Regions from separate parts of the Mus musculus genome. Here region 2 is linked to region 1. A link is a loop called in an ENCODE intact Hi-C map of the cell type or tissue named here. Cell type or tissue: heart. All regions are shown on one strand.

Region 1 (2,500 bases):
TACTCAGCCTGCTTTCTTATAGAACCCAGGATCCCTGGACTAGGGATGGCATCACCCACAACTGGCTGGGTTCCACTGCTCCCTCCCCCACCCCCCCATCAATCACTAATTAAGAAAATGCCTTATGGCTAGATCTTATGGAGGCATTTTCTCACTTGAGGTTCTCTCCTCTAAGATTACTCTAGCTTGTGCCAAGACTAGCCAGCACACTGACCAAATACCCTTTGTGCCACTAAGCTAAGCAGGTCCTTCATTTCAAATGTCCACCTCAGGATGTTGGAAATGGGGATATTGTTTCAAGGGCACACATTTTCTTCATATGAAGTGGAGATTATCATATATTTGCACAATGGTGAGTATAGTTAAGAATGATATATATTTAAAATCGTTGAAATCTTAAATGAAATCAGAGATGAAAGTTAATTAGCTTGAATTAATCTCCTTACAGTGTACCCATGGGTATACTATGTATTCTTTACAGTGTACCTATATAAAATCACCTAAAACTTAAAAATTCTTTGACATTTTATCCTTGCATATAATGAATTTTGGTAATTTTCCCCCTATTATCCTTCTCATCTCTACCCACTTAGACTTTACCCGCTCTGTCCTCTCAACAAGTCACCCTCTTATTTTCATCCTTATAGAAAAAACAAAACAAAACCTTTTTTGTGTCAAATAAACGTCGGTGGGTAGATATTAGTTGGTTTAATCCCCTCACATGCCCGACCTCCGTTTTCTTTAGAGAACCGGGTCCTGGGGAACGCAGAGAGGGAGCACCCTGCTAGGGAGCCCGAGCGCCGGGTGTCCCGTCGCCCTCACTGTGTACAACGGTCATCTGCCATCTTCTTACGCATGACCCAGCGCGCTCTTGTCTTGGCTTCTGGGCGTCGGTCCCAGAGCCCATAAGTCTTCCTCCCCTGGCGGCTGTCGCAGTCTCCGCGCCACATACCCAGCTAATGCTGCTCGGGAGAAGGCTGGCCGCCATGACCGAGCTGCTCAAGTCTGTGGACTACGAAGTGTTCGGGACAGTGCAAGGTACGGTCTGACCTGGGATGCCAAGACGAGGCCGTGGGAGGGAGAGGAGGAAGCTTATGCCATCCATTTTAGGGACGGTTCTTCTCACTGAGGCAGCGACTTCCGCTCAGCCATGACACAGCAGCCCGGGGCGGGGAGAACGGGCTAGCGCGGGGCGGAGGGAGGTCACCCTGGGTTCCCGAAGAGGACGCTGCAAGCCTATAGGATGGGGGTGGGGGACGCCTAAGTGCGGCAGAAAAGCAAGGGTACCTGAATGATACTGGGTGATTTACTTTGTCAGAGGTTGTAGCCCCTCTCCAGCTAGCAATTTTTCCTTCCTGGGTTTTGGAGATTGAACCTTATATATTTATGCACAGTCTTACATTTGCGTACTAGATTGCTGAAGTACACTCCCAGGCCATTTAAGTGAAGTTTTAAAATTTTTGTTTGATTATAAGCTTAAATAGATGCATAGAATATAATGTCTGACTTACTTTAAATCTTTATATTTGTAATTTAAAACGTTAAAACATTCTTTTAATTTTTTCTAACGCAACTTGACATAGTAGTGCATGTAGTCCTTATGCAGAAGAAGGTGGATATTTGAGTTCAAGACCAGGCTGGTCTATACACTTGAGAAAATTATCTAATGGCGTATAAATACTGTAACTATTTAATGTATATCATCCATTTAAAAGAAGAAAACTTTTTGAGACTGGAAATGTAGCTCAGTAGAGTGCTTGCTTAATAGTCACCAAGCCCTGGAATGGGTGCTCTGCTCTGTACCAGACCAAGGACGAGCTAGTCCTTATAAGCCTGTAATGCAGGTTCCGGTCTTCAACATAAAAATAATGCCTTTCTTTTTCTTTTTCTTTTTCTTTTTCTTTTTCTTTTTCTTTTTCTTTTTCTTTTTCTTTTTCTTTTTCTTTTTCTTTTTCTTTTTCTTTTTCTTTTTCTTTTTCTTTTTCTTTTTCCTTTTCCTTTTCCTTCTCCTTCTCCTTCTCTTTCTCTTTCTCTTTCTCTTTCTCTTTCTCTTTCTCTTTCTCTTTCTCTTTCTCTTTCTCTTTCTCTTTCTCTTTCTCTTTTCTCTTTCTCTTTCTCTTTCCCTTTCCCTTTTCCTTTTCCTCTTTCTCCTCCTCCTCCTCCTCCTCCTCCTCCTCCTCCTCCTCCTTCTCTTTCTTTTTCTTTTTCTCTTTATTTTTTCTCTTTTTTGGGGGGTGGGGCGGGGGCTTGAGACTCGGTTTCTCTGTATAGCCCTGGCTGTCCTGGAACTCACTTTGTAGACCAGGCTGGCCTCGATCTCAGAAATCCTCCTGCCTCTGTCTCCCAAGTGCTGGGATTAAAGGCGTGTGCCCTTTAACGAGGATATTACTTCCTGTTTGAGTCGGATTTCCATTCTACCTTCTCCACATAATTTTATTCCATTGTTTGGTATGCATGAGAATTTCTTTTATCTCCATCCCCAATCCCACCTCAGATGTGC
Region 2 (2,500 bases), 280 kb after region 1:
CTACTCAGGGGAAAGGCCAGTATGTCCTTGTAGTAGAATATTAATAGAAAACACACACATACACACACACCACGACATGTGGTTTTTATCAATTTTAATATTGCTTAAAATATTGTTTAAATAAAACTATGTTTTATTCATATTTGTTTTTATTTTCTACAACAGAGGGTTGAAGTTGGGGTCTTCCTCATGCTAGGCAAAATTTTATTACTGATTTAAATCCCCCCACCCTGTCATTGTTCATGTAAAATAAAAAAGTGGTTTCTAACTAATAGTCCCTTTCCACCCTAGGGACATATGTCAATATCTAAAAACATCTTTCTTTATCATATCCTACTGTTAGGTGGCTGATAAGGGACAGAATGCTACTAAATTCTTCCTTCAGTGGAAAGGAGAGCCCAGCAAACAAGTAATTCTCTGGTCCAAAACATTGGTAATGCCCTTGATAAGCATAGGCACTACAATACAGATGTACTGTATTACAGTGCATAGAAACTATATTACAGTAACAAACATTCACCTCAAAGTCCTGCTCACAGCTAGGAAAGAGATTAAGGCTTGTATACAACACATCACGCATAGGGCTGAGATTAGCCAGAGCAAGTGTCTACATGCCCATTTTTCCTACATGTGCAATGTATTTAGTAAAAGATATGAGGTGGAACAGAATAAAATCCTGATTCTTTCTTTTTAATTTACTTCATAAATATTTGTTACCAGGCCTTTAAGATAAATGAGCCATGTATGGTGGTGGTATACAACTTTAACCCAGCACTCAGGAGACAGAAGCAGGTGGATTTCTTTGAGTTTGAGACATGTCTACATAGTGAGTTCCACAGAGGTACACAGGGAGACTCTGTCTCAAAAAAAACCAAAAAACCAAAACAAACAAACAAACAAAAACAAAAGAAAATGACAGAAGTAAATGGTTCTTCAAACATGAGTGCTTGTCTTAGTCAGAAAGAAAAGTGACTGGGCTATTTCTAGTCAATAGTTTGGCCAGGAAATGTCTTTGGAGCACTAAAAGGAGACAAGAATAAAACTGAAATGTCTGTACACCTTACAAAGTAAATATGCATATCATTAATTCTCTATGAGAAAGCCTGGACTTCAACACCAGTTCAAAGGTCTATAAAGAGACTTAGTGAGGAAGGATCTAGACAGGTCACACGAGTCTTGGGAGCTTCTTCTACTTCATCTTTAAGCTTTCTGACTGATCCCTACCCTAATGATCTGCCTCAGAACAGGAGGTCCTCCTGGACTTCCTGCTGCAGCAAGAATAGCCAGAAGGAAGGACGTGAGTGCATGATCTCTGGGGACTGAATTTGGCTTTTCAACTTGGAATAGATTCACTGGGAATGGTTCTGATCTGTCCCTCCCTACTCAGTCATGAATCCACCAATGTTTAATTCCTTCATGCGTGGGGGAGGGTATGGGGGACTTTTGGGATACCATTGGAAATGTAATTGAGGAAAATACGTAATAAAAAAATATTGGGAAAAAAAAAAGAAAGACCAGGATGATATTTTCACTAGAAGAAATTTTACCAGGCCTGGTGGATCAGTCCTGAAAATCCAGCTAGTTTGAGAGGTTACTACAGGAAGGACACAAGTTCAAGGCCATTCTGCACAACTAGCTAGATCCTGCCTCAAAATAGAAAGTGAGAAGAAGGTTGATGATACAGCACACTGGTGATGTGCATGCTCAGGCACCAGACAGGATGGGGTGTGGGGCAGACGTCAGGAAGATCAGAGCTGTCAGGAGTTCTGATGCTCACAGCATGATTAAGCCATGAACATGTAGACTAGTGAATTAAAATCTTTGAATAAGTGACTACAATACAAAAGAAGTCCTTGTTGTTCTTCTGCAAACCTCTGGGTAGTTGCCCATTTCAGTGGAATCAGGTTCTTTAACTGAGCAGAAGCACTGAGGTTAGCACTTAATAATGGCTTCTTTAATTTATGATTCAAAACTATCTTTTCTAATAAAAACATATCACTTTTAGGGCTTATGCTACCACGCCCGACACAAAATGGATGATTATTTTTAATGACTTTTTTTTACATACAATACATTCTGATACAGGTTCCCCTCCCCTGACTCCTCCCAGTTCCCCACCTCCCATCCAGAACCACACCATTTCCATCTCTTTTTAGAAAACAAGCAGGCATCTGAGGAAGACGAATAAGATAAAATAAAAACAAACAAATTCAAACAGTACAAAACAACCAAGCTAGAAAAAGAGACATAGAAAAGGCACAAAAAATGCATATAGACACAGAGGCACACATTCACACACATACAGGAATCACATAAAAACATAAAACCAGAAGAGTGTGTGTGTGTGTGTGTGTGTGTGTGTGTGTGTGTGCGTGCACTCAATACTTGTGATGGGAGGTGGGGGTAGGGGAAACCCTGACTCAATATTCTGAGACAAAGAACCTCCAAAGATGCCATTGAGTTCATTTTGTGTTGGCCATCTACCTGCCCTTAATAGTTG

What was found. Hi-C counts contacts between places; a loop is a spot of excess contacts. Peaks named below come from ENCODE experiments on the same cell type or tissue, not always from the same donor. Only the 100,000 strongest peaks of a DNase experiment are listed, where the experiment ranks them.
Region 2: it touches region 1 in a loop (3-fold over the local background); 6 of 42 quality-filtered maps call a loop at or near these places.

Annotation. Positions count from the first base shown.
Region 1 is chr11:30,647,839-30,650,338 of GRCm38, reverse strand. Acyp2 (acylphosphatase 2, muscle type) reads left to right here and starts at 943. Exons shown (of 4, transcript NM_029344.3): 1 at 943-1,038. The coding sequence starts at 960. In heart, a CTCF peak has its summit at 954; a DNase peak (open chromatin) is centred at 1,058; H3K4me3 peaks cover 1,504 bases; H3K27ac peaks cover 1,362 bases.
Region 2 is chr11:30,363,968-30,366,467 of GRCm38, reverse strand. No RefSeq gene overlaps it. Among named protein-coding and RNA genes, the nearest start is that of Gm40820, 50 kb to the right of the region's middle. In heart, no CTCF peak of the experiment used is centred here; DNase peaks (open chromatin) are centred at 1,297 and 1,697.